Linked DNA regions of Homo sapiens: region 1 is linked to region 2. A link is a loop called in an ENCODE intact Hi-C map of the cell type or tissue named here. Cell type or tissue: PC-9. All regions are shown on one strand. Each heading gives the region's core, and the rest is flanking DNA. Links, peaks and the distances in the headings are about the cores only.

The links. A loop is a pair of places that touch in the nucleus more often than their neighbours do. Peaks named below come from ENCODE experiments on the same cell type or tissue, not always from the same donor. Only the 100,000 strongest peaks of a DNase experiment are listed, where the experiment ranks them.
Region 1: a loop joins it to region 2, with 8 times the contacts of the local background. A loop is called at or near these places in 105 of 110 quality-filtered maps.

Annotation. Positions count from the first base shown.
Region 1 is chr2:20,089,021-20,098,067 of GRCh38, forward strand. All of the region lies in intron 2 of LAPTM4A-DT (LAPTM4A divergent transcript), which reads left to right. Among named protein-coding and RNA genes, the nearest start is that of LAPTM4A-DT, 41 kb to the left of the region's middle. RefSeq lists enhancers at 2,238-2,739, 2,740-3,239. In PC-9, for the core only: CTCF peaks have their summits at 4,797 (motif pointing left) and 4,997; a DNase peak (open chromatin) is centred at 4,801; H3K27ac peaks cover 1,503 bases.
Region 2 is chr2:20,011,233-20,020,279 of GRCh38, forward strand. MATN3 (matrilin 3) reads right to left here and starts at 1,436. Exons shown (of 8, transcript NM_002381.5): 1 at 1,177-1,436. The coding sequence starts at 1,399. RefSeq lists an enhancer at 540-1,152. In PC-9, for the core only: CTCF peaks have their summits at 4,425 (motif pointing right) and 4,626; a DNase peak (open chromatin) is centred at 4,449.

The DNA.
Region 1 (9,047 bases), core at 3,233-7,232, 78 kb after region 2:
GCTGCCTGTCTCCAACTCCCTCTTCCTTGACCAGAATACAAAGTTCTTTTTCTTAACTTTCGCTTCAGCATAGTGTTGGGAATTTGAATGCAACAATTTTCTTTTTAAATTACATCCTTTGATTATAGTTCAACAATTTAATCATAGTTATTAAATAACTTAAACATCTGTCTAGTTTGGTACCTGTGGTATAATGGGGGGATAAAAAACCACAGGCTTTAGAATCAAATAGCCTGGGTTTGTTTGTATTTTTTTAAAAACAAACCTTTGTTGAATTTACTCTGGTGAAAGAAGTTCTTATTGCAGCTGAAAGTGTCACACACAGACTGGGGAGTAAATGTCCTGTCCTGGTAGAGTGAGGACCCTTCTGATGGATGTTTAAACTACTTCTGCATTTTGCACTACTTCCCCTAAGACATGATAACTTTTGAACAAGATTAACTTCAATATGAAGTTTAATTTTTTCATTAGAATCAGGATTACCAAACACCCTTTTCTCTAGCTTTGTTGTTCTTCACCTGCAGTCCCTGGATAAATTTCAAGGATCTGGTGAATTCTTTTAGAGAGTATGTAGAAGTAAAACCACCTTTGCAAAAATGATAACAGTGAGAACATTATGGCAATGGCAGAGATCTGATCTACCAACCCCACTCTTGCCTTCAAGCTGACTTCATTATTCATAGGCTTAGGGCTAGCTTTGGAAGACAATAATTTATAGTTTAAATAATAGCCCTTCCCCCAAAACTCAACCACCTTTGTAAAGCTAATGAGAGACCACCAGGTTAGGGGGAGGAGAGGAGCCTAAATTCTGCTAAGGTGTAGACATAAATTATTGCCAGCCATTATTCCGGAGGTCACAAGATACACAACTTTTCCAATCACTCCTGCAGATAACATCATTCTTGTGGAACATAAGGTTGGCCTTTTGAGATAGCTGCTAGCGCCTGTTTTTATCAGAACAGAGCAGAAAAGATTCTTTTGAACTGATAGCCCAAATATCAGTGACTCTGAGTTCCTATTAGCAGGAGGCAGACCCTCAGTACCTCTGCAGCCTGTGTTTGACCTCTTGGTTATTTTCTGGGCATCTTCAAAAGGGGACCCCAAGAGTTCCCGAGCCCATTGGTCCACCACAGATGTCCTGGCACTCCTGGTATCCTCTCTTGGTCTGGCCTCCCCAGCCAGTGCCCATTGCTCTTCAAGTTTCCTGAAGGACTCTCGGTGATGTGATCACCTGAAAGCCGCCAAGGTCCACTCCCCATGGCCAGAGCAGTGATGGTGCTCTGCCTCCGTGTAAATGAGGAAGAAAAGTGCTATTCCTGATCCTGCCTCCCACCAAGTGCCTCATGAAAGCAGCCCCTCGGCTTCCTCCCTCTGTTCAGCCTGCACCCCCTCAAAGAAGCCCTCTCCGCCTGGGATGGCCTCCCCAAGCACACTGGAGCGCCAGCTCATGGAGGGCAACATGTCCATAGCTTGCTGACAGTATGCACTCACACAGTTCAGCTATTAATTTCAACGTGTTGATTAGGTGGTGTTTATAATATTTTTATTTTTTTAGAAACAGTTCTTTTACTTCCGAACAATGTAGTACAATTATCTGTGAGCATATCTGTGGTGTTTATGTATTTTCATTTTCCTGAAGAAAAAGCTTTCGAGAAGCCCTCATAACGGCCGGTGTGAAATGCCTGGGCAGTGACCGCCTCACCCCAGGAACAAGCCACGTGAAGGCCCAGGGTTGTCCCTCCTCCTCCTCCACACTTCGGAAGCTCTTTTCTTCCCTTCTTTCCACATTGTCCCTGCACATACACCCCTCGCCACCTCCTACCCCACACAAATTCCCAGCAGCTTTGGTGACAACTCAGACATTCCTCATTACACGGGTCTATACACAATCTTTTATGAGTTAATAACTACAGTTTCCCCCAAGGACAATGGTCACACTACATTTGTGGGACTCAAGGGCCCTTTTTGCTGAGGAAGGAAAGAAGCCAGGAAAAAAAGGAAGGAAGGAAGGAAAGAAGAAGGAAGGGAGAGAGACAAGGAAGGAAGAAAAGCAAAAAGAAGGATCTTCCCTAAAAGACAACTGAAGCCTCCACCTCTGGTGTCGGAAGCTGTTTGCAACCCCTTTCCCACTCAGGGAAGCGTTAAAGTTCTTAGGGGTCAGCTTGAGGTTGAGCCCGTTACACAGTGTGAGCACTCAGGTGTGAGCATGCAGGTGTGTTGTGTCAGCGTGTGTGTGAGGGTGATGTGTGTTCACACTGTCCAGGGCTAAAGGGGTTCAAAATACCCTTCTTATTCCATTTCCACCTCTTATGACCTTCAGAACCTTGAAGTTTTATCAGAGGAGTGCAATGGAAGCAGTTCCTCCTTCCATTGCAATCACCTTCTCTCATCTGTTGGGACCTTTAAGAAAAGGGTGGAGACTATTCCTGAGCCAATACTAAGGGATATTGCAAAAGGCAGAATGAAGCTGGGGACGTACAATGAGACCTCCTGGGAATGACTGCTGCGAGGAAGCAGCCTGAGCCAGATCTCTGGCAGGCGGTGTGAGGACCTCGTGATGGGGGCCTCATGATGGCCCTGACACAGCGGGGCCAGGCTTTTGAGTAGAAGGGACAGCTGCAGGGAGTTAGAGGTGCTGGCCCACGCAGGCAGAGGGGAGGAGTGCCAGCGATTATGTTGGCCTTTTTACACACTGATTTTTTTTTTTTCCCTGAAGGTAAGGATGGGGCAGAGAAGGTTCTCAAGCAATATTCTGAAATGAGCATGAATCGATGAATCATTTTCCAGAGCTTGGGGGCTTTCCAGGGACAGTGAGCCCCAGGAATCTGACACATGGACTCTTACCAAGAGAAATGGAATTCCTGAGTGGGGACTGCACAGGAAGCAGTAACGCTTTTCAGCATAAACTGTAGTCATCCTGGCCAGGGCTGCAGGCAAGTGAGGGAGCAGCTGCGCCCGGGGTCTAGCAAAGCCCTGGTTCCTCCAGTGAGACCCAAAGCATCTCCTGAAGGAAGGTCTCTTAAACGACCCTCAGAATCGGATTTCGCTCTGCATCGAGTTTTCTGAAACTTGAAGATCAAATGCTGAGGTTACAAATGCTTTCCATTATTTTCTTCATGGTTTTCTAGATTTTAAAACATTGCTCTAGCCAGGGTGTTTTCCCAGCCCCCACGTCCATGGCACCCCCAGTCTCTTCTCTGCACATCTGGATTTCCTACGGGGTTTCACTGGTGTCCAGGGCCGTCACCCAAAGGTGCCTGGCCTGGAGTAAGCAGAGGCTGGAACACAGCCTGAGCCTGGAACACAGCCTGAGCCCTGCTTGTCAAGTTCTGCTTCTGACCAGCGGAGGGGGGCCCAGACTGGGTGCCTATTTCTAATTCCTGGAAAGGTATGTGCCCGCCGAGGCCCAGCTGGTGTCCCCCTCTAGATGAAGTCACCTGCTGGGGCCACCACGACCCACCTGGGGCCCGCTGCCAGATCCCACCAGCCTCTGCCGCCTTTGCCCGGTGCCACTGCCACTGCCCCAGGTCACCACCATGATGATGAACCAGGCTCCCCATGAGGTGCCATAGCGGCACTATGTTGTCTGGGGTCTTCCAAGCCACGTTGTTACAGGAAAATGCTACACTTCCCAGATGGTTTCAAAGTGCAAGCTGCAATAACTCACAGAGCTTTGGTGAAGTCACTCATTCTATTTTAACTCAACTATGGAACTAACTCTACTGTTGAAGGCATGAGGGCGCCGGGCGGGGGAATGAACCAGAGTGGTGGCCATTCTGTGGGCCTTCCAACATTCCTCATCTTCGAGATTTGTCAGTAAGGGATTCTTACTGATTCAGACTTGGGTCTGGGTCCTCTTTGTGAAGATACACTTTGTGTCCTCAAATTTGAATGTTTTCCCAGAAAGCTCTTGTGTCCCCAAGACAGATTTCTGGTGGCCTCCCCATCACTGAGCCAGGCAGGCCCACACATGCCTGCCCCAGGCTTAGGGTGGGGCGTGCTCCATCAGAAAGAACAGGTCGATCTTCTTTCCTTCTTCCCTTCCTTCCAGGTTACACAGCGACATGCAAAGTCCTCCCCAGTATGGACCACATTGAAGCAGGTGTGAGGCAGACACCAGGGCTTCCCAGCCACCAGGCTTCTTTGGCCACTTTTTCGTCTTGTCCTGGTAGAAGGTGGCCATGAATCCAAGCACCCCTTCCAGCCTCACGAGATGAATTAATTAGCCTAAACTGTTTGTGGTAATTCCTTTCCCCTTGTGAGCAATTTGGCACTTTTTGGCACCCAGTCTCTGGTGTGACCTCGCCATCCTCATTGGCACAGCCACCCTGGGAACAAAAGCCATCCTCACGTGTCGCTGAGATCCCAGCCATGTGCACACTCAGCCCAGGTAGGCTGCAAGGGCAGAAGCCTCTGAGACCCACTGACTCTTAGCCTTAATTCTTCCAAATCAACTTTAATTTGCCCCAAATCCCCACACACCAGGACTGTGCCCAGGCTGTGGGGGTCTTACACAGCGTGAAAACTTCAGGAACTTCCTGCTGTCATCAGTTACTGGTCTTCCTATTTACCGTTTGGACAACCACAGACTGAAGGAATCTGAAATGGACCCGTCGGGTCAGTGGCTCTGAGCCACTGTGGGAATGTCTGGCAAGGCTGGAAGCCCTGGGGTCTAAGGTCCAGGGGGCCAAGGTGCACCTGGGCTGGCCTTTTGTTCACAGGCTTCCCTGTGATCTCCCTCCAGCCTGGGAGAAAAAAAAAAATCTCTCTTCCATGCTCCTCTCAAAGGCACCCCCTGCAGGACATCCACACGGTCTCTCTGGGAGCTTGGGCTTTTATTAAAGACACAGCAAGCCTGCCTTGCCAAAATCCCTCAGACAAGGCCATGCCAAGGGCTGGCGACCTCCTGGTAATGTGAGAAGACACCAGAAGAACACGTACTCCTTTTTCAATTAACTGTCCCCCCATCTTTCCGAGGAAATCTGACTCCTGTACCAAGCTTGCCTTCTAAACAGGTTGAGAGCCTAGAAGCCAAGGGACAGGGCTGTGAGGGGAAAGACTGGGCCCAGCCAGTGAGTGGGGGGCAGCCTGGGAGGAGCATGTTGGCAGCATGAGCCCAGCAGGGAAAGAAGGCCTCTGGCCTCTGTCCTGAATGGCAGGAGGAAGTCACCGTCGGCCACCCTCACAGCCCAGGGTTGGGGCTTCTGGAGTGACTGATATCACCCCACGTATGAATCTGGCCCTGATGCCAAGGACTGTGATTCAACAAGGCAACTGGGGCCATACACAGGGGTGCTGGGCCCTGTAGGAGACAGTGGCAAGGCCCTGCTCTCAGGCTCCTGGGTCCCAGTGGGGAGGCAGCCTCATGCATGGATCCTTAGCCCGTGAGGAGCAGGATGGCTGCAATAAGGAGGAGGAAGCCTGAACAGCTGATTCCTCCTTGGGCGGTGGGTGGGGTTGGCTCTGTGGGATCTGAGAAGGCTTCTTGGGAGAGGTTGGGTTTAAGTTAGGACCTTGAGACAGGCAGGAGGAAGCCATTCTAGAGAAAGGTGGCAGTTTCTGGGAGGGGTTTATAATTGAAGCTGGGGCATCAGGGGTATGTCAGAAGAAGGAGGGGCAGTGGAAAATAAGCTTGTAAAAACAGCTTGAGGCCAAACCACAAAGAACACTGAATGCCTGGGGAGGGGGAGTTTAGTTTGAATTTTTATTGTTTATGCATGGTCATAGTTTAAGGATCCCTGCCCCCAGTCTCAGATTTTGCCTTTTCCTGCTTCCCAAGCTTTCAGCTGGTTCTTTTAGTATTTACCTTCATAGCTGTAAATATTATGCTTAGATTACTATTTGATTTTTCTACTTATAATGTCATTCGTTGAGTTTCTGCTACAGAAGATGAGATGTTTATGTATAGTGAGAGCAGTATACATAAACATACTTCCTATCCCTTCAAATAGAGTTACATTATAATTTTAGTTCATTAATAGTTTGCATTACATTATTATTACTACATCAACAATACTCACAGCTGAATCATATAGTAGACCATGGTAACCTTTTGCTTGCTTATTTTGTACTTTTCCTGAAATTAATCATTACCTTGTTGTTTGCTTCTTTGTTTTAGTTTGTTTAAGTTTCTAAGTACTTATTACTAATGAAACCCCAAAGTTTTTGTCAAGTATAGACATCTCCTTTCAGGCTGTTCAGAAAGCCTGTGGTGTCCTACCAACTTCACCCTCCTGGGAAGCTCTTCTGAACCCTAGAGTCCTGTGCATAACCATTTGGGAAAATCCCTTCATCTCTCTCCTGGGTTAAGGTCCCCTTGCCTTCTTCCTCATTTCACCCCTATGTTTTGATAGAGCACATCCCCCAGTAGCTTTCTGAGAAAAGGTGCATTTGGGGCCGTGATACTTGAATACCTGGAAAAGTCTTTTCTACCCTTGCAGTTGATTGATAGGTTGGCTGGGTATAGGTTTTAGGTTAGAAATCATTTTCCTTTAGAATTTTGAAAACACTGCTCCATTGCTTTAAAAAATGTTGCAACTGAGAAACATAAAGCCAGCTTGATTTCTGTCTCCTTTGTATGTGATGGGATTTTTTTTTTCTGTTCTTCTGGGAGCTTTTACATCTTCTCTTTGTCCCCAGTGTTGTGAAATTTCACAATAACCGACCTTGCTGTAGGTCTCTTCATCCATTGTGCTGGAATGGGCCCTTTTAATGTGGAAACTTGTCCCTCTTGTCTGGGACATTTTCTTGAAATATTTCCTTGACAATTTCTCTGACAGTAGGTATTTTTTTCCACCCTTTGAATATAGATGGAAATACCATTTTCCCCAGAATGTAACCAGATCTTGTCGTTCTAGAATGTAGCCAGGGAAGCAAAGGCATCCAGCTAAGTTTGCCTGTGGTAGGAGTCAGAGCGTAAGCTTACTTTGGAAAGGGAGTTCTGCGGTCCACTTTCTGCCTCCGCTGAAGGCCTTCATGTCGATGAAGTGCCTGGGAGGTCCTAAGTCTCATCTTATTAGAGAAACTGCTCCTGAACAGCCTAAGATGTCACCCCATGCATCAGTTCATAGTCTCTTACTCTGCTTGATTTTACTTGCCACATCATAGGTGCTCAATGCTCATTGTTTGTCAAATTGAATTATTTGGGACACAATTTTCCCGTCTGTAAAATGAAGGTGCTGGACTAGAATTCTAAAAGTCCCAGTAGCTCCAATGTCCAACAACTATGCTTATGTCACTGTGTTGGAAAATGACTTATAAAAGGGAATGAAATAGTCTCTGTAAATATGTTTCTCTGCCCACATTTAATGAATTGTCTACCACAATGAGGGGGAGTCCTATTTGTGGGAGCCTGTGTCCATCCTACTGAGTCAGTGGTTGATGGGGGTGGGGTCCTGGCTGCTGAAGAGCCAACTGGGACCGCAGAGGCCCCTCTGAGAGCCCTCAGGCTGCCAGACACAAAGCCTGTACCACCTTCAGGATCTGAGCAAACTCAGTGAGGCTGGACCAGTGAGGAAAACGCCCTCCGTCTAGAAGAACAAGTTACTCCTTCCCCTTCTAGAGGCCCTGGGAGTTGTCCTAGGCTGTTCTTACCCTGGCCCCTTCCCACTTTAATCTAACCGATGACCAAGCCTCCTCCATCTGCTCCTAGGGTTTCTCACCCACCCACCCTCTGCCCTCCATTCTCATAGCCTACCTCAGATGGCTTTCATCATCTTTTATCTGGCCCCTGTCAACTGCCTCCTAACTCCCATCCCTCCACTTAGTTTGTGCTCTAAAACATTCTCCTGGCTAGGCCTGGTGGCTCACACCTGTAATCCTAGCACTTTGGGAGGCCACGGTGGGAGGATCTCTTGAGTCCAGGAGTTTGAGACCAACCTGGGCAATGTAGTAAGATCCCATCTCTATGAAACACTAAAAAAAATAGCCTGGCATGGTGGCACATGCCTACAGTTCCAGTTACTCAGGAGGCTGAGGTGGGAGGATGGCTTCAGCCCAGGGAGTTGAGGCTGCACTGAGCCATGATTGTGCCACTGCACTCCAGCCTGGGCAAGAGAGAGAGACTTTGTCTCAATCGATCAATCAATCAAACATTCTCACCAGTCACCAGATACACCCTTCCAAGGCACAAAACAGACTGTGCCCTTTCCCTGTCAAAAACCTTCCACTGCCCGGCTGGGCGCGGTGGATCACGCCTGTAATCCCAGCACTTTGGGAGGCCGAGGCGGGTGGATCACGAGGTCAGGAGATCGAGACCATCCTGGCTAACACGGTGAAACACTGTCTCTACTAAAAATACAAAAAAATTAGCTGGGCTTGGTGGCAGGCGCCTGTAGTCCCAGCTACTCAGGAGGCTGAGGTAGGAGAATGGCGTGAACCCGGGAGGTGGAGCTTGCAGTGAGCCGAGATCGCGCCACTGCACTCCAGCCTGGGCGACAGAGCCAGACTCTGTCTCAAAAAAAAAAAAAAAACAACAAAAAACAAAAAACAAACAAACAAAAAAAACACCTTCCACTGCCCCCGCCAATAGGAGAGAGAAAAGAATTCCATAAACACCCGTACTTCATACTTCAGTATCATGGCAGACAGCGCCCACCGCACGGTTGTGCCACCTGAGTCCCATAACAGCTCTCTGACCCAGGCAGAAGTCCCCTTTGAAAGATGAGAAGCTGTGGCTCCAGGGGACACATGACTGGCCTAAGGGCACTCAGGAGGCCTCCTGGAAGCTGGGTCCCTTACCTCCAGCCAGGGACCCTCCCAGTGCCCATCCCCTCCCCTAATTACCTCTAAAGACCCAGTCTGGTTACTTGCTATGAACCAGTCTCAGGCATTGGGAACCACAGGGATGGGCCAGAGACACACACAAACCAAGAAAACATCTTTGTGGTATCACAAAGCAAAGTGTGAGATGTCAGCCGGAACCAGGAGTGGCCAGCCTGGACGGTTGCCACTATGGAGGTCCCCGGAGTAAATGTCCGCCTACCCTCACTAGGACCCGTGGGAGGCCAGTGTTCCAGCGGCCACTTCAGGAGACACAGGGTCAAAGG
Region 2 (9,047 bases), core at 2,844-6,843:
CTCCTTCCTCTTCCAGTCCCATCCCAGAGGGAGGCAGGTCAGGACTAGAGTAAGATTAACTTCCAGAAGAAAGGCTTTCCCTCAATTCCCGGCCTGGAGCAACCAGCCACCAGCTGAATCTAGCCCTGTGGACCCCGGTACCTCCTGCCTTAGCAGCAATGCTTTTGCCATTTCAAATCTGCCACTTCAAATACGGGGACTGAGTATTTGAGTCAGGAAAGAGTCCCTTGAGCTCCTTCTCAGCTTATCCAGAAAGATGCAGAAGGGGATAGACAATTGAAATCAGCCTGAGGCATGCAGCGTGGCTGGCCAAATGAGACTGCATACCCAGAAATGGCCTGGCACAGACTCTTTTTAGCAAGACTGAAGCTGCGCTTTTTGGAAATGAAGATACAATCTTATGTAAACCATATTAAGAGGTTGGTAGGCTGGGGCAGTGGAAAGAGACCTTGCTTGGGATTTCGGAGCCCTGAATTTTATTGTGGCCTCTGATACTGATTCACAGAGTCCCTTCAACTTGATATGCCTCAGTTTCCCTTCATGTGCTGTCAGGGGCTGTGTCAGACGACCTGCCCGCTTCGCTGCACTATGAGCTTTGCTCTGCTTCAGGAATCAATTGCTGACCAAAAAGAGAAATAGAATTGTTCGCCAAAGACCCAGAGTGTCTTGATCCTGGGGTATCCTACGGCTCCTCGGATCTCCTCCTGGTCTCACACCCGCATCCCTTACCTTCCAGTCTGAGGCAGCCTGAGGACTGTGGGAGGGGAGGAAAGATCACGCCCTGATATTGGATGGAGATGGAGAGATTCCAAGAGAACTAACAGCAGAGTCTCAGGAAGGGTTTGCTCACTGAATGGAGAGGTCAGGACTGGGACGGAGCTTAGCAGCAGCCGCTGGGCAGCAGCCCCTGCGCTCCCCAGCTGCCCTGTGCTCCTGGCCGAATCACAGGGGAGTGAGAGCTTCAGGAGACCCACATCTCTAGCCTGGACACATGAGTGATATTGGGCATCTCCCTCCCCTTCTCTGGACCTCAGTTTCCCCCACAGGATTCATCCGGGAGGGGCCTCTTTCCCCCGCACCACGGTCGGCCTGAGGCCGGGATGAAGCGCGCTTGGTGGATGCCCTGGGCTTCTCCTCGTTCGATGCTCACGCGTCCCTCCCGCCGCCCGCCTGTACCTGCACCGCGGGCGCGGCCAGGCTCGCTGGTCCCGGAAGCGGGCGCGCCGTCGGGAGCCGCAGGAGAGGGGCGGCGTCCAGGGCTGCCCCCGGGACCTCGGGTCTCCAGCCTCCGGAAGCCCGGGCGGGCCACGGGGTCGGGGGCGGCGGAGGGCAGCAGCAGCAGCGGCCAGAGCAGCAGGAGGAGTCCCGGGAGGCGGCGCGCGGGGGCCGGGCGCGGCATGGTGGGCTCCGTGGGCCTGGTGGTGTCCGTCGGGGGCCAGGAGCCCACGCGAGGCTCGGATTTAAAGGTCCCGCGGCCTCGGGCCCCGCCCCGCCCCGGGGCCTCGAGCGCCAGGCCGGCCCGGCGAACCCCGCCCAAGGCCAACAAGGAGCCTTGTCCGCGCATTCCAGCGGCAGAAACGGAATGTCTGGGCGAGGCGGCCAGCGGCGCGGTGGTCACCTCCCGCCCCTGCCCTAAGCCCCGAGCCGGCTGCAACTGGGTGGGCTCGGCTGCTGTCGCAACCTCCGTCCTCCCAGTAACACCGGGGCAGGGGGGGCAGCCATCCGCGGCTGCAGCCTGCCCGGCCCTCCACTCTCCCTCCCACCCCAGCGGGGCCTGCGCCCCAGGTACGGGATGGGGACCCCTGGGCTCTGCTTTCCCTTCTGCCACTGGTTTGCCCGACTGGGGCTGAAGATGAAACCCTGCTCCTAGCTCTACATTCCTTTCCTCAGCCAAGTAACCCAAGTTTTGCTGTGGGCTCTTGTTTAAAAAAAAAAAAAGAAAGAAAAGGCCTCACAGATTCTAGGGGCATGAATAGAAACGCTTTCATCCGAGCTTCAAATATCCACAAACATTTGAACTTATATTACCGGGAATAGAAAGTCAAACATACATTCCCCAGAGAGCCCCGTTAGCTGGAAGGACAGCCTGTACCAACACAGGCTTCAAAGGCTCTCCCGAGGCCCCATTTCCTCTCCGGAAGAGTTAGCATGGTACAGGGCTGGAGGCTGCCAGGGGACCCCCATGGAACTCACTGTCTGTGAGAAGGAGATTTGCATAAATGTGGTGTCTGTCTACGGGAATGTGGTGGATTTAGGAAAGAGATACTGACTGCCTGCGGAGACCAGGAAGACTTCTAAAACCAGGTGACATTTGAGCTGCGTCTTAAAACAATGGGCGCGAGTTCCAACAGAGCCTATCTGGTCGTCCTATTTCACTATTTTCCCTCTACAAGTGATCCTCCTCACACGATCCTAAACCTCACTTCTCATATTTGTACCCCATGCTGGTAGCAGCATTATACACAATAGCCAAGAGGCGGAAACAACCCAAGTGTCTCTCTTTGTGTGAATGGAAAAGCAAAATGCAGTATCTACGTACAATGGAATACTGTTCAGCCTTAAAAGGGAGGAAATTTTGGCAGATGCTACAAAATGGATGAACCTTGAGAGTATTATGTTAAGTGAAATAAGCTAGTCACAAAAAGACAAATACTGTATGATTCCATTTACATGGGGAATCTAGAGTAGTCAAATTCATAGAGACAGAAAGAATGGTGGTTAACAGGAGCTGAGGGGAAGTGGGGATGGGGAGTTGTATAATGTATCAATGACATTGGGCAGTGATAGTCACACTGAGGGAAAAGGTCACTCAACTCCCACTGAGAACTCACCAATTTAGAAGGACCTTAGAAGAAACGAGAAGTTTGTAATAATGGGAAGAGGACACTAAGAAGTTTGAAAGAAACTATGCCAAGAAGAGGAGGGATTGATAAATACAGTATTTGCAAGCTCTGGTGGACATTTGTCTTTCGTCTTGCTTTTAGAATGATCCCCAAAGCCTTTGAACCCTACATTAGTCAGGGTTCTTGAGAGAAACAAAACCAATAAATTTTATATACACATACATATAGAGAGAGGGTGGGGGGAGTAATTGAGATTATGAGGGATTGGTTCATGCGATTATGAAGGCTGAGAAGTCCCACAGTCTGCTGTCTGCAAGCTGGGGGCCCAGGAAAGCCAGTGGTGTAATCCAGTCCAAGCCTGAAGGCCCAAGAGCAGGAGAGCCAATGACATAAGGCCCAATCTGAGTCCAGAGACCCAAGAACCAGGAATGCTGATGTCCAAGGACAGGAGAAGCTGGTTGGCCCAGCTCCAGCAGAGAACACATTTGCCTTCCACTGTCTTTTTGCTCCATTCAAGCCCTCAACAGATTGGATGATGCCCACTCCACTCACATAGATGAAGGTGATCTTCTTTGCTCAGTCTACCGATTCAAATGCTAATCTCTTCCAGAAACATCCTCACAGACACACCCAGAAATAATATTTAATAGCTATCTGGGCATCCATTAGCCCAGTCAAGATGACACATTAAAATTCACCATCACAAATACCTTCCTAAATTTAGGGATTTCCAACTTCATGAGTCAGCACCTCCCCAAGTTGACTCCAAGAACTTGCTTCCCCAGCATCTCTTGCAGCTAGGATGTACATAAGTGGCCCAGTCTTCATCGATCATATGTGGTGTCTATGCCAAGCAGCAGTGACTCTAGGTCTCCCATATAGCAAACCTGCAGTATAATTTTGGGAATGGTTGATGACTGTGTGGCTTCCAAGCTTGATTCTTGAACCTTTCCAGAAATTATTTGAACCACTTAATATCCAGGGCTACATATGGATGGTGTAGGTGTACATTGCACAAGTTCACAGGGGCACTATTCACATTCGTAGTCAACACATATTGATTATAACATTTGGAATTCCACTTCAACTGGGGAGTGATGTTTCTTGAGGAATGGTTGGCTTTTCCATTTGTACTTTGAGCTAGTAGTGGGACAAATAATACCCTTAATATATACTTTTTCTGTTTCTTTATTATTATTATTATAAACAGGGTCTCATTCTGTCACCCAGGCTGGAGTGCAATGGTGTCATCAGAGCTCACTGCAACCTCAACTTTCTGGGCTCAAGCAATCCTCCAGGTTCAAGCAATCCTCCTGCCTCAGCCTCCCGAGTTGCTGGGACCACAGGTGTGCACCACCACGCCCAACTAATTTTTTTTTATTCTTTATAGAGACAGGGTCTAATTATGTTGCCCAGGCTGATCTTGAACTCCTGGGCTCAAGTGATCCTCCCACCTCAGCTTGCCAAAGTGCTAGGATTATACATGTGAGCCACCATGCTTAGCCTCTTTTTCAGCTCATTCTAGCAGGAATGGGTTCTGTTTGCACCAACAATGTGGATATATTAATCTTGTGATTTTTTTTTTCTATTGCATACCACTGGGGGGCACTGTTTTAAAGAGCTCAAAATAAAAATCTCAGCTCCCTGGTGAATGTCCCTACACATTCGTTGTCAGTATCTCAGACAATTTCAGATGCTGGTGTATGAAAGTCATGCCATCTTGAATGAAATAGAAATTGTCTGATAAGTTTGTATCTCCAGAGTTCACACTCCAGGGCGGTTGTCTTACATCTGATGTCCAAAGATTGTCAAATAAAACAAAGGTAGCTCTTCTGACAGAGGAATTCAGGTGGCTGTAGGGCCTTCTTGCATGTCACCAACTCAACTGGCTGCTGGACCAGGTGGTAACTTTGCTTTCAGGTGTTTACTTGGGAATATTGCAAAAGCTATATTTCTCTACCACTGCATATTATCTTATACTACTTTGTCAAGATAAAGACTAGAATAACTTTTTGATAACCTAAAGACTTAGGTCATAAAAAAGCCAAACAGAGGTTTTTTGAACTATTCAAAAATCTAAGAAATACAACAAAGATTTATATATACACTTTACATTGTTTTTAGAATTTTATTATTTTTAAAGTAGGTAATACATGCACTTGGTCTAAACTTTGAAAAGAAAAAAGAAACCGACCAAATGTTAGGATTACTTTCAACTTTGCATTACTTCTTACAAGCAATAAATTCAACATCTTGGGAGAATTATTTTTCTCACAACTAGGATTTCAGCAGTAGAATAAGACTTGCAAGCTACTTAAGGAACCACTTGTCTCCTGCTTTGCTGCCCTTAATGTGTGGATTTTGTTCCCAAGGCTGCTGGAACTCCAAGTATCATGTTGGCATTCCAGGATGAAGGAAGAGGGAAGACCAAAGGCCAAAGAGCAAAGGACCAAAAGATATTTGCTGCTGACATCTCATGGCCACACCTGGCCACAAGGGGGTCTTGAAAGGTAAGTTCTTAGCTTTTTTGATCCACAGTGAAGAAGGCAAAGGAAAACATGCATTGGAATGGGAGTTGACAGCTAACCTGTGGCATATACTACAGGTATATGGTGAAAAGGAACTATCCCAACCACCCTTGCCAATAACACCACTGTTGCCAATGTCTTGAATGTGCATAGACTTGTAGGTGTAAACATTGAAAAATACGTGTGCAGACATCCACTGTTCTATTGAAAGAAGACATATGTTTCCAACTTTAGACCAAAAAATCTACCCCCAAACAAGTTGAAAAGTCCTTTGATTCCATGGATGCATTGGAGAAAATGTTGTCAAAAGATGTCCCAAGACTTCTTAAATCTGATAAATGACAGACCATGTACTTGGAGAAAAAAATTTGTTTTCTTTTGTGTTCAAAACTGTCTCAATCCCAAGGTGGAAGTCTTTTCCAGAAAGTATAGAACTCTTTACCTATGTTTTTTGCAATTTACCCACCTGAAAAAAACAAGTAATTATGAAAAATGAATATGTTCAATAGCCTACAAGTTGTATTGCCATCTCTGTTTTTTAATTGCCACAGGGATTAAGATAGTACAAATTACGGATTGGTACTACCCATTAATATTTATTTTATTAAATAAATATTTCTAGACTGGATGTGGTAGCTCATGCCTGTAATCCCAGCACTTTGGGAGGTGGGAGGAGCGCTTGAGCCCAGGAGTTCAAGACCAGCCTGGGCAACATAGTGAGACTCCATCTTTATGAAAAATTTTTTAAAAATTAGCCAGGTGTGGTGGCACACACCTATGGTCCCAACTACTCGGGAGACTGAGGTAGGAGGACTGCTTCAGCTCAGGCCATTGAGGCTACAGTAAGCCATGATCGTAGCACTGCACTCCAGCCTGGGCGACAGAGTGAGACCCTGTCTCAATCAATCAATCAGTCAATATTTCTGTGAATAAGCAGAAAACATGGAAACTAAATCTAAACTCTTGTGTTTTAAGGCCTGTGCCTATTTTTAATACCAAATTCTTAGCTATATGAGAGTAGCTTGCAAATGAGATGAGGTTGAAGGCAAAGTTTGGCTTGCTCTAAAAAAGAAAAAAAAACACTATTTCTGAAACACAGGAAGCACATTTCATTATTGCCAGTAAGTTCTGAAGAGGGCTGTTAATGACCTACTATTATTAACTAACATTTACAACTTAAGACATATTTCTATTCAAAATAGTAGAATCAATATTTGAAAAGAGCAACTCATAACACTTTTGCTTCCTTTAATAAAAGATTGGTTTTAATTTTTATTGTTTCATTTTAGAAGTACAAGCATGAGCATTAAGTTTCACTAGTAAATAAAAAAACAATTATCAAGTCAGCCAGTTCACTGTAATGTCTTCCCCAGAGTTGATTCTCTGAAGCCATATTGTAAATTAGGTTTTTCAAATTTGTTTTTACCACAATTCACTATAACAACACATTTTATATTATGAGCCAGTTACTGCACAAATATATAATACATATATACAACAGAAATAAGTTTTTTTTTTTTTTTGAGACGGAGTCTTGCTCTGTTGCCCAGGCTGGAGTACAGTGGTGCGATCTCTGCTCACTGCAAGCTCCGCCTCCCGGGTTCACACCATTCTCCTGCCTAAGCCTCCTGAGTAGTTGGGACTACAGGTGCCTGCCACTATGCCTGGCTAATTTTTTTTTTTTTTTTTTGTATTTTTAGTAGAGATGGAGTTTCACCGTGTTAGCCAGGATGGTCTCGATCTCCTGACCTCGTGATCCGCCCGCCTCGGCCTTCCGAAGTGCTGGGATTACAGGCGTGAGCCACCGTGCCTGGCCCAGAAATGAGTTTTATAAAGCAATATTGACAACACATGTGATGCACTCCAATGATTCCTATTTTATTCAACTCCATTCATTTCTATTTCATTTTCTTAAAAATCTGGCTATAAACATCTAAATAGAATTCATGATTCACTAATGTTTGAAAACGTCTGTATTAAATAGATTTTCTTCTGCTGCCTCTGCCCTTTCAATCTATTACAAGTGTCTGGTTTGTTGCTTCAGTGGGCCTTACTCACTTTGTAATTATTTAATATGTATTAAATGCATTCATTCCATCAGACTCCACTAGAGCATAGGCTCCAAGAGGGCAGAGGCAATGCTTGCATTGTTTGCTACTAAATTCCCAGAAATTCTACCTTACCACATGCAGGTTCACAACCTCTGTTAGGACTGAGACTTCAGGAAATGGGAGATCATGGAACAGAGCTGATATTCAGCCTTTCCTTGGCAGAGTAGTCAACAGGCATGATAGATTGTTTGTAGGAAGAGAAACAGCCTGGCACTGCTTTTTCCAGGAATTGAGTGGTGGCGAGTGCTCTGTTTCACTTCACTGACAACAGACTGCCCTGTGCTGGGCATTGGCTCCACAGACCATCTCTTCCTTGGCCTTCTCTAGCAGTGGAGTGAGATCCTCCTCCAACACCAGGCTCCTTCTAGGGAAGAAGTTTGGGGGAGACGCAGCCTAAAGTGTAATGTCTGTTTCAGCACATTAGCATGTGAGCATCTGTGGAAATTAAAACTATTTAACCAAGGCTAGAAAGTAAATTAAGAGTTGCTTTTCTTTAAAAAAATCACTTTAATATTGCTATAATTTTTTTACAATTCTAAAAAACTATTTATTAGTCAACTTTGGCTAGGTTATGCTATGGTAACCAATGGCCCCACACTCATGTTCTTATAACAAAGGACGTTTATTTCTTGCTGTGTTATGTGTCCTTCATAGGTTGGCTGCAGCTCTCCTCCATGTCTTCTTCATTCTGGCACCCAGACATAGGAGCAGGCCCAATCTGGAATGTGCTGGTCTTGAGGCAAAGGAAGGAAAAAAGATGGTAGAATCATGCACCTGCAAGAAGGTGGCAAATCAATTTCATTCACGTTATTGGCTGGAGCAAGCCACGTGGCCAAGCCTGATGGCAGCAGTTGGGAAATATTAATATCAACTTTTTGCTGGAAAAATGGCAAATATTTGGAAACTACAACAGGATCTAGCACAATTTATTTAGACATTGCTTATGATGGGGATAGATGGGGGCCCTCAGAGGGCCCTTCTCTTAGAAGATTCAACAAGAACCCTTCATCTCTCATTCCAGGTTGGCTTCTCCTCAAGAGGCCACTCACGTTGGCTGATCTAATCCTAACCACTTTCTAACAGCTTTTCATCTTCATAAGTAGATAGCCTTGGTGGAGCAATTTCTTTGTTCTTGTTGCTTGGTGTCCTGCGAGTAGGGAAACTGCTAGCTCTCAGCTCAGGCCAAATGGGAAGCATGGTTGGAATCCGCTTCCAACAAGTTGTCACTCCCAAGAGTCATGCCCTTTCTTGACTTCGGGTTGTGCAGAGCCTGGCTCTAAAATCTCCCAGGACACATGCAAGGCCATGGATCCCAAGATATATTTTTTCCACATCCTAGACTTACTGATTTATGACAAAACATGCAGTTGTGCTATTTACAGAAACCTCCAATGGAAGCCTTTTCATATCTCTCAGAGGTTCAGTCTTTTCCAGCTCTGGGTGCAAATCAAACAAAGGGGAAGGAGGCCTGTAGTCCCCATGCCCTGATGCAGTGGGCCTGCAACTGGACTGTCAGAATCACCCGGGAGGCCTTATCAAAGACAGATTCCTGGGCCCCCACCCTA